Linked DNA regions of Homo sapiens: region 1 is linked to region 2. A link is an interaction called in ENCODE POLR2A ChIA-PET data of the cell type or tissue named here. Cell type or tissue: HepG2. All regions are shown on one strand. Each heading gives the region's core, and the rest is flanking DNA. Links, peaks and the distances in the headings are about the cores only. Region 1 has its middle 6.1 kb from the start of CEBPE. Region 2 holds the start of THTPA (thiamine triphosphatase).

Region 1 (5,368 bases), core at 255-5,254, 440 kb before region 2:
TTTACAATCAAGGTACAGCAAAATTAGGCAATGTACATAGGTGGTAAGTGGCAGTATAGGAGTTGAACCGACATAGTTAGGCACCTCAGCACGCGCTTGAACCCACTGTGTAATCCTGCTTCTCCAGTGTGTAGTGATGAGAGGAAGAGGGCAAGGAGAAAAGAAGATGATGAGGAGAGAATGGGGATAAGGAGAGAGGATGGAAGGATAAGAGAGGATGAGATTAGACAAAAGAACAGAAGTTAGAGAGGATGGGAGGATAAGAGAGGATGAGATTAGACAAAAGAACAGAAGTTAGAGAGGATGGGAGGATAAGAGAGGATGAGATTAGACAAAAGAACAGAAGTTAGAGAGGATGGGATGAAGAAGAGGAAAAGGGTGCGGTGGTAGGAAATTAGGGATAAGGAGAGAGGATGTTGATGAGGAACTGGGTGGAGATGACAGAAATATCGACTGTGGAGAGAGGCTGGTAGGAGGAGAGCTGTCGTCCAGGTGGGGTCATCATTCATATGGATGCTCCCCCTGGCAGGCTGGCCTCTCAGCTCCCTCACCCTCTGTCTCTAACAATCTCCTCTATTCCTCCTAGTGAGCCTCTCCCAGGGCCATACCCAGAGCCTTATCACCACCAGAAACTGCAGCACCTATGAAATAACGGAATCAAACATCCCACGCTGATAGAATCTCCTTTCCTTATGGTGGTTTGCTCAAGCTGGCACCCAGCAGCTGTTCTATTAAGCTCATGAGGAACCACAGCCCTTCCCATCTTCACATCTCACCTTCTCTGCCTTAGGTTCCAGGCTCACCACTGCAATCCCCTTTTGTTAATGCCTTCAACTCCTCTCCCCTGTCTGTCCTTTCCATCTCATCTCCCTGGTTAAGTCTCAACTCTAGATGGACCTAACATTTGTCTTCTCCGCACTTGCTCTCAAGCACCTAAGGACCACTGGACAAAATCATCCCAGAGGACATGTCACTCTAAAGTGGTCATCGTCAGCTTCAGTTGGGCGCTTTCAAGTCAGAAAGCTCAGCAATGAGCTCCCTCTTCTACCCTCACCAACTAGGATTTTATACTTTCTTTCTTTTTTTTCTTTTTTTTGAGATGGAGTCTCACTCTGTTGCCCAGGCTGGAGTGCAGTGGCTCGGTCTCAGCTCACTGCAAACTCCGCCTCCTGGGTTCCCACCGTTCTCCTGCCTCAGCCTCCTGAGTAGCTGGGACTACAGGTGCCCGCCACCACACCCAGCCAATTTTTTGTATTTCTAGTTGAGACGGGGTTTCACCGTATTAGCCAGGATGGTCTCGATCCCTGACCTTGTGATCCGCCCGCCTCAGCCTCCCAAAGCACTGGGATTACAGACGTGAGCCACTGCGTCCGGCTGGATTTTATACTTTCAAACCTCCAGCCTCCCCTCCTGCTCAGTGACTTTTGGTTATCTCTTCTTTCATGGTGAAAATAAAAGCCATAAGATAGGAACAGCCCCGGCTTGCTACAAACCTATTTGTATTTGATTCTGTTGCCATCTCCTCTGTTTCTTGTTAAAAAAGAGGAGACGTCTTCTTCCCTTGGAAGGCTGGTTCTCCCTCTGATGCTCTGAATCCCATCTAAGGGAGCTTCTGGCCTCAGCCTCTTCAAGCCTCTCTGCCTCTTCCCAGCATCTTGCCCTGCACCCCCAGCCTTCAGTCAGTGAATGAGAAGGACCTGCTTGGGAACCTTTGTGTGTACTTTTCTTTCTGTTGGGAACCCCCACTTTTTGCCAGATGAATTCCTACTCATCATTTAGATATCCGCCGATATGTTATCCCTTCAAAGAAGCCTTTCCCGACCCTCACATTTAAATCAGATACCCATGTTAATATCGGCCATCAGTCACCCCTTTACTTTTGCTAGATGACACTGCCCACAATTTGTTTGTGGTCTTATGTTTGTCACTCTCACTAATCTATAAACCCCCAAAGGGCAGGGACTGTTCTCCTTATGTGTCCCATAGCTTCTATAACAAAGTGCTTGGCTTCAAGTAGGTGTTTAGTATGTATTTTTTGAGTAAATGAATGTGGTGAGAAGGCAGGAGGGAGGTGAGGGATGGAAGCGTGAGGATAGAAGATAGAAGGTGAGTAGATGGAGAGTGAGGAGAGGATGGTAATGAGGACAGTATGCAAAGGTGAGGCTGGGGATGGAGGGGAGAAGGGGTGAGGGGAGGACCAAGGAGAAGGGGTCTTTGCACTGGTGTAATGCTTCCAGACCCTGAGTGGGCTCCCAGGAGCTCTGTTTCTTGGGACCATGCTGCCTGTGAGGTTTGAAGGCAGGGCTGGAGGGAGGAGCTAGGCTTTATCTTAGGGTGCAGCCCTAACCTCAGATGGTGACAGAGCTGCAGCCAGCAGGGGTTTTGCAAACCGTCCCGATTGCAGCAGGCCAGCAGTCTCGCTGGGGACGAGCGGGTGGGGCCTGAGCTTATCTCCTGAGTACAGTCCTAACCTCAGATGGTGACAAAGCGGGAGCTAGAAGGCGTTTTGCAAACCGTCCCGATTGCAGCAAGGTTGGATAGCCTGGCCAGGGGTGACAGTGCTAGGTGTGTGTGTGGTGGTGGTGGTGGGGGGGGCGTGGTGAGCAATAGGGGTTTGGACAGTTTAGGACTCCAGGGTGAAGCTTAGCTCATGGGGCGTAGGGGATGGATCCATTCTATGTGTGGCTTGCCTCTACCTACCCCTAGAACCCTGTTTCTTCTAAAAGGGAAGCAAATCTAAGGGAAAAATCTAGTCTGTCCCTGGACCTAAAATAAATACATAAATAAATAAATAATAAAAGAGAAGCAAGAGGCTACAGCTCTGTGGTGGGTCTTTCCCTATCAAGAAGCCTGCCCCTTCCCAGGCCCTGGGACCTTTCCATTGCTCTCTGAAGTCAGAATTGATGGCCATTTTGATAAAGTTAAGTTGTAGCCATTTTCCTCTGAAAACCCACACCCTCTCCCCTTGGGGAGAATTTCTCATATGCCACTGAGGTTTTCTGAGGCCAGGCCAGGCCTGCTTATGGAAGCAGCTGACAGAGGTCAGCCAGGGGTTCTGTCCAGCTTGGGCCACTCCCATTTTGGAGCAGCTCATGCTGAGTCGGGAGGAGGGGTCTGTCTGCGGGGGGTGGGGGGTGCTGGTGAGGGTGATGGGAAGTGACTGGCCTGTCCGAGAGGAGACGCACAGGCTCTCAGCCAGCCCTGCCTATTGTTGCCTCAGCGTCTCCTGAACAGCCCCCTTCATCCCATAGTCCCCTCACTGGCTTGGAGCACGGCAGGGGGTGGAGGTGAAGAGGCCCCTTTCCACCCACAACCCCAACCGGGATCTTGCAACACTGGGATGGGGGCCCTGGGGGCCCAGGCATGTGGCAATCTGTGTAGAGGGGTGGGGAGGTGTGCACCGAGCAGGGGGGTTGGGGGCAGCTTTCACAAGCCACTGCCTCCGCTGACTGACCTTGGCAGACTCACCTTGGGCAGCTTCCTCCCTCTGCAGTGTCTCCCCACAGTCTGTCTTCTCCTCTGCAGCTTCCCTGTGGCCTAAGATCCTGTCTCTCAGCTCAGGAGTCTCATTCTGCTCCCCAGTTCTGCTCCAGAAAGAAAAGTGGGCCTGAGCTGTGGGCGCTGAAGCAATAGGACTGCATGCGTGTGCTGTTTGGACCTTGATTTGCTGGTTTTCAAACGTTATCGAGTCCCCGGTCCTGGTGCCTTTCCCCAGGCAGGGTTTGGCTAACTGCCCTTCCCTGGGCTCCTTTCTGTCATCTCCTTCCCCAGTGGGGACAACCTTACTGTGGTAAAGGTGCCAGGAGGACCAAGGGGCAGGGAAGCTGAATCCAGGGGCAGAGAGAACCCTGCTCTCCACCTGCCCCGGCTTCTTAGGCACCATCCTCCTTGACAGAGGGAATGAAAATAGTCATTTGCAACCCCTGCAGCCCCATTCTGGAGGGAAGGTGCATCTTTTTCTTACTTATCCTCTCCTTCCTTCTTTCATTCAGCATCTACTCCTGGCTTCCTTTCTCTCGGTCACCTTAGGGCTTTTGCATTTACCCTTCCCTCTGTTCACCCTTACACTCAAAGACATACCTGCCTCCTTCTCAAAATTTTTGAAGTGTCAACTAAAATGTCACTTCCTCAGAGATACCTTTCTCGGCCACCCCAGCTAAAATAGCCTCCCTACCTGTTGGTTTATGTGGTTTCCCCAATGGGCTATTCAAATGGAGTAAGCAGGAGAAGTTAATTAAGGTGCTTTATGAAGATGTGAACCAACAGTATCTGGGGAAAGTTCCTGGAGTGGTGAAGTCCCCTGGGCTAGCCCAGCACGGGGGGCGCCTGAGGGCCAGGAATCCTTTGGGAGGGACTGTGGAGAGCGCCGGTCAGCAGGGGGCTCCCACCACTCTCCTCCTGCCAGTCTCACCCCCACCCCATGAGAGGCTGGTTGATGTAGGGAGGCATCCACCTGGGGACTGTGTAGGGTGATGAAGGGTGGAGAGGGTTCTGGAGGGGCAAAGGAAGACATTCAGCACACTTGTTTATTGACTTTTTCTTCCTACTCCTTCTGCTGAGAACTTGTCTCATTCCTAGAAAAGATACTCAACAAATACTTGTTGAATAAGTTACGTTGGCCAAAACCAATTGAGGTCAGATTGAAAGCCTCTTTCAGGAAGTGTGCCCTCTGGCTCTGACTCACACCCCTGGAATATGATCTGATGCAGAGGATTGGGATGTGTTCAGCTGCTGCACGTCACGCTGGGATCACAGTGGGGAGACGGGGATGTGACTCCCCCAGACTGGGTGCCAGTCAGGAAGGCTCCACTAGGCACCGGCCCTGAGGACCTGACTGGGTGAGCGGGGGCCTGAGAGGAGAAGCAATTCAGAGCTGTGGGAACAAAGCCTGGGCTTCATGCTGAAGCAACCCAGGTCCCATCACCCAGAACCTTGAAAGTAAGTCAAGGGACAGTGGTCTTGAGCTGAGAGGAGGAAATCCGGAGGTTGAGTCATTTACCATGTTCTGTACAAACCCCCCTTATGCAACCTATCCCCCTGGGCTGAAAGGAAGGTGTGAGGATTCTCCCAGGTGCCCACAGAGACTGGTACCTCCCCTCCTTCTGAACTCAGGAAGCTCCAGTCGGTCCCTCCACTGAAGGTTCAGATCTCTCCCTCCAAACCAGACCTGGGGCACGGGCCTCCAGGACACAGAGGTGCCCGAGAGACACAGAGGCAAAGGCAGGAAAAGGACTGAGTCCTGGGCAAGGTAGACATGCCGCACACGGATGCCCGAGGTGTGGGAGGGCTCTACCGCTGGAGATTTGAAGAAGGGAGAGAGATCTGGGATGATCCAGACACCAGTCTCTCACCTTCTCAGAAAATTATT
Region 2 (5,368 bases), core at 110-5,109:
CCACCTCACCCGGCCGCTCCTGTATTCTAATAATAATTTTTAAGATTTCTTGAATGCACAGGGACAGTTCCAAGCACTTTTACATACATTGTTTACTCCTCTCAATACCTCAAGCATGAGGTAGATGCTATTATAGTCTCATTTATTGAGGAAACTAAGGCACAAACAAGTGAATTAACAGGCCCAAGGTCCAATGGCCAATAAGTAAGTGACAGTGCCAGGACTCAAAAACCTCCATGGTCTGGCTCCAGGGCCCATACTAACTGCTATAGCCTACTTCTCTTAAACAACACAACAAAACCCTGAAGTTCACATGACAAAAAGGAGAGATAAATGAACATTTTGAGTTTATACTATGTGACAGTTTATGACTGAATCCTCACAGGTAACTGTGAGGCAGGCCACATTTTCTCAATGAAAAAGCAGAGGCTGGCCGGGCATGGTGGCTCACTCCTGTAATCCCAGCACTTTGGGAGGCTGAGGTGGGTAGATCACCTGAGGTCAGGAGTTCGAGACCAGCCTGACCAACATGGTGAAACCCTGTCTCTACTAAAAATACAAAATTAGCTGGGCGTGGTGGTGGGCACCTGTAATCCCAGCTACTCGGGAGGCTGAGGCAGAAGAATCGCTTGAACCCGGGGGGCAGAGGTTGCGGTGAGCCAAGATCACACCATTGCACTCCAGCCTGGGCAACAAGAGTGAAACTCCGTCTCAAAACCAAAAACAGGCCGGGCGTGGTGGCTCACACCTGTAATCCCAGCACTTTGGGAGGTGGAGGCGGGTGGATCACAAGATCAGGAGATCGAGACCATCCTGACTAACAGGGTAAAACCCCATCTCTACTAAAATTACAAAAAATTAGCCGGGCATGGTGGTGGGCACCTGTAGTCCCATCTACTTGGGAGGCTGAGGCAGGAGAATGGCATGAACCCTGGAGGCGGAGCTTGCAGTGAGCCGAGATGGCGCCACTACACTCCAGCCTGGGCGACAAAGCGAGACTCCGTCTCAAACAAACAAACAAACAAAAATTAGGAGGGTGGGGTGGCACGTGCCTGTAGTCCCAACTACTCAGGAGGCTGAGGCGGGAGAATCATTTGAACCCAGGAGGCAGAGGTTGCAGTGAGCTGAGACGCCAGAGTGAGACTCTGTCTCAAAAAAAAAAAAAAAAAAAAAAAAAAAGCAGATGCTTAGGAAAGTGGAGTAGCTTGCGGAAGGCCAAACATCTAGAAAGTGAAGCTGGGAGTCGACCTCAGGTCTGGCTCCGGAAACTGGTCTTTCTGTTCAAATAAGCTGCTGCTTTTGCCCCACTGGATTGGATCTTATAACATAAGGAAAAATTAGGTCTTCATCCCAGGTTAACAAAACCGGAAAGCAAAAGATGGATGAAAAGCAGGCTTTAGGAGCTGGGGTTTCTTCTCTCCCTAACCAACAGTGCTTAACATGGAGTGGGGACAGAGGTTGACCCAAGCTACTCCAAGTTCAAGATGCCATTTGTTTATTTATTTATGCACAGGGTCTTGCTCTGTTGCCGAGGCTGGAGTGCAGGCAGTAGCAGGATCGTAGCTCACTGCCCTTGACCTCCTGGGCTCAAGCTATCCCGCTGCCTCAACCTCCTGAGCAGCTGGGACCACAGGCATGCACTACCACACCCGGCTAATTAAAATTTTTTTTTTTTTTTTTTTGTAGAAACAGGGTCTTCCTATGTTGCCCAGGCTGGTCTCAAACTCCTGGCCTCAAATGATCCTCCTGCCTCGACCTCCCAAAGTGCTAGGATTACAAGTGTGAGTCAACACACCTGGCCAAAATGCCATGTCTTTAAACCAGTGTCCTTCTCCCTATAATACCTCTCACTGGTCATGTATTTCCAGAAACATACTGGTGAGAGGGCAGGTGTTGAGAACATGGCACTTCTCACCCATCATAGGAAGGAGTCCAGGAGTTAAGAGCCACGGTTCCTCAGGGAGCTTCCTCACATGGAAGGTCAGACATATAGTTAGAGTCTCCAGATAACCATAGTCCTCAGAGGGAGTAAGAAGGAATCATCTCTATTAATATTTTGTCTCCCAAAGCATTCAAAGGGCCAACCCCCATGTTTTCCTGAATTTTATTTTTTTGGGGACAGATGGAGTCTCGTTCTGTCGCCCAGGCTGGAGTGCAGTGGCGCCATCTCAGCTCACTGCAACCTCTGCCTCCCAGGTTCAAGCAATTCTCATGCCTCAGCCTCTGGAGTAGCTGGGAACACAAGCACGCGCCACCATGCCCGGCTCATTTTTGCATTTTTAGTAGAGACGGCGGGCCGGGGGGGTTTCTCCATGTTGGCCAGGCTGGTCTCGAACTCCTGACCTCAGGTGATTCACCTGCCTCGGCTTCCCAAAGTGCTGGGATTGCAGGTGTGAGCAACCGCACCGGCCTTTCTGTATTCTAAATGAACATAAGTAGTTCTACACCTGACAAAAACTGCTTAGGGACCGCTGGAAACTCTGACAAACTCCTCAGTCTAGCACTCAAGGCTTTTCCCTCAACTGCATTTCTAGCCTCGTCTTCTCCTTACGTACCACCCAGGTGCTCTCCAGTTTCTGGGCCTTTGCTTAGGCTATTCCTGTCTCCATCTAGGTCTCCAACTGTTGAAATACCATCATATCTTTAGTTCCTGGCCAAAATACCACTTTATTCTCTGACAGAAAGTTTCTCACCCACTCTTACCCTCAACGTTCATGCCAGGAGGTATTAGATCCCCTCTAAAACTCCAGAGTAGCTAAACTGGACTTTATTACGCGCTGCCCCCGCCCCCTTCCCTCCCCCCACCCCAACCCCCCTCGCCACCATTGCCACTGGCCTGCGCTTAGCTGGCTGCTATAGCAGATATCTGTTGGACGGTGTGAATGGCTTGTATTCCAGGCCCATCTGCCTGCGTTGGGGGTGCGGCGGGGGGTGTTGGAGACGGGACTGGGGCTTGAGCTCCTTGCACCCGACTCTCCCCGCCGCCTTGTAGCCCCAGTTCAGCTTTAGGTAGAGTACCGCAGGCACCAAGTGCAGCTTTCCTGTCGCCATAGCGACGGGCGGGGCGAGATGGCAAAGTCTCCCTTTGGAACTACATCTCCCATCATGCATCCGCGCCTCGGGGTGCCTGGCTCAGCCTCAGGCATGAGACCTGTACCAGCCCCCGGGAGCCGTGCGGGGCCAACAATGAGGAGCAGAATGCAAGGGGCGGCCTCGCTCCCCTGGCCACCGCGGGGGTCGCGGCCTCCCATTACATAGCGCGTGTCTCGAGCCCTGGCCTGCTCTCGGCACCGCCACAACGGGCGTAATATGGCCGCTGGTGCCGGGACCTGCCGGGCGCGCGGAGGGTCGGGCCGAGGTCCGGGATCCGGAACTGCTCCCGGCATTCCTCGCGAGTGTATGGCGTGGGCTCCCTTCCCCCTCTGTGGGTCCCGCGAGGAGACTCTCGGGCTTTGAGGTGAGACCTGAAGTTCCGCTGGCCGGTAGTGTAGCAGGAAAGGGCAGGTCCTCCCGGGTCGTGAGCCAGTAGCCTCCTGGGGTGGCAAGGTGTAGAGAGGGGGGCGTTGAAAGGACACCCGCTACCCGGCCTGCTTTCTAGGGGTCTCTTTGGATTGAGGACATCAGCAGCAGTGGAAGGGATTTTACTGGAGACCTGTCACTGTCAGAGCCTTAAAATATCACCGACGGGGCCTTAATGTCACCGAGGTAGAGAGAAAAGGGCAGTAGCCCTAGAGACTATTGCGACACAGTGTGCCCCTCATAAGTTTTTCCAGGGAGGGGTTCTGTACTGAGTTGACGCCCCAGGAGCTGAGCACCAGGCTTTGCATCCTTGGGAACTCAGCAAACGTTTGTTCAGCCAATTGCAGGTAGCATGGCCCAGGGCTTGATTGAGGTGGAGCGAAAGTTCCTTCCAGGGCCTGGCACAGAGGAGCGGCTGCAGGAGTTGGGGGGCACCCTGGAGTACCGGGTCACCTTCCGAGACACCTACTATGACACCCCTGAGCTGAGCCTCATGCAGGCTGACCACTGGCTGCGACGACGAGAGGATAGTGGATGGGAGCTCAAATGTCCTGGAGCAGCAGGTGTCTTAGGACCCCACACGGAGTATAAGGAACTCACAGCGGAACCTACAATTGTGGCCCAACTCTGTAAGGTGCTGCGGGCTGACGGCCTGGGGGCTGGAGATGTGGCTGCTGTGCTGGGCCCACTGGGGCTGCAGGAAGTAGCTAGTTTTGTGACTAAGCGGAGTGCCTGGAAGCTGGTGCTCTTGGGAGCTGATGAAGAGGAGCCACAGCTCAGGGTGGACTTGGATACAGCCGACTTTGGCTACGCTGTGGGTGAGGTAGAGGCCCTGGTGCATGAGGAGGCTGAAGTACCAACTGCCCTAGAGAAGATCCACAGGCTCAGCAGCATGCTTGGTGAGGGAGACAGGCCCTTTTGTGCTTTTCCTGCTCCCCACTTTTCTCTTTTGGAGGCACCTGCTGGACCATGCAGTGGGGGAGGGCCTCCGGATTAAAAATTTTTTTTTTAATAGAGACAAGGTTTTGCCGTGTTGCCCAGGCTGGTCTGGAACTCCTGGACTCAAGCAATTTGCCTGCCTCGGCCTTCCAAAGTGCTGGGATTACAGGTGTGAGCCTCTGTGCCTGGCCTGGATTATTTTTGTAATGGGAATTGTTTTAGCAATTTTCTAAGTTTGCTTACAGTTCTGTGAAATCTCGTTTTCTCTTTAACAGTAGCTAATTTGGATCTAGTCCTTCCACGTGTCTAATTCCAGCCAACCTGCCTCATTTAGTTCTCATACCTATAGCCAGATCTCCTTCAGTTTCATTTCTCAGTTCCCTGCTTTGACTCTTCCTTCCCCCAATCTCTTTTTTTTCTTCTTCTTCAGTCACCACTCCTCCACAAGGAGTAAAAAGTAAGCCTTTTTACAAAAGCTGCCCTCTGGGAGGCTCAGACCCAGGATCTTCAGATCATGAGACTGATGCACTGCCCACTACACTGAGAGTCCAACCAGTCTTGTCCTTTTGTTTTACAATTACCTAGATCCTTTTAATTTGTCCTTTTGGCTTTTTGTAAAGGACAATAACATTATAGTTATGTGAGACAGTGGGGCATGATTTGGCAGATTTGTTCCTAAGCATAATTCCCTTGTAGACAGTTCATCCACACTAGGAATTGTGCATCCCATGGGGCCTTACAGCCCTGCAGTGCTGTTTGAGCCCCCTCAGCAAACATACACTGAGTTCCTTGCTATGTGCCCAGCATGCTGCCAGGCACTAACAACAAGACACTGGCAACAGGCAGTTCCATTCTCACCTCACCATGTAGAGGCGAGAATTCTATGTGAATCCCACCCCATGGCTATAGC

What was found. ChIA-PET counts read pairs that join two places held together with the same protein. Peaks named below come from ENCODE experiments on the same cell type or tissue, not always from the same donor. Only the 100,000 strongest peaks of a DNase experiment are listed, where the experiment ranks them.
Region 1: POLR2A ChIA-PET joins it to region 2 with 9 read pairs; 2 of 35 experiments call an interaction of 5 or more read pairs at or near these places.

The regions. Positions count from the first base shown.
Region 1 is chr14:23,110,481-23,115,848 of GRCh38, forward strand. No RefSeq gene overlaps it. Among named protein-coding and RNA genes, the nearest start is that of CEBPE, 6.1 kb to the right of the region's middle. RefSeq lists enhancers at 3,402-4,120, 4,286-5,368. In HepG2, for the core only: a CTCF peak has its summit at 4,372 (motif pointing right); a DNase peak (open chromatin) is centred at 4,681; H3K4me3 peaks cover 685 bases; H3K27me3 peaks cover 4,849 bases.
Region 2 is chr14:23,552,887-23,558,254 of GRCh38, forward strand. THTPA (thiamine triphosphatase) reads left to right here and starts at 3,385. Exons shown (of 2, transcript NM_024328.6): 1 at 3,385-4,418. The coding sequence starts at 3,872. It also overlaps a transcript of ZFHX2 not described here. RefSeq lists enhancers at 2,765-3,699, 3,258-3,517, 4,378-4,427. In HepG2, for the core only: no CTCF peak of the experiment used is centred there; DNase peaks (open chromatin) are centred at 3,095 and 3,415; H3K4me3 peaks cover 1,752 bases.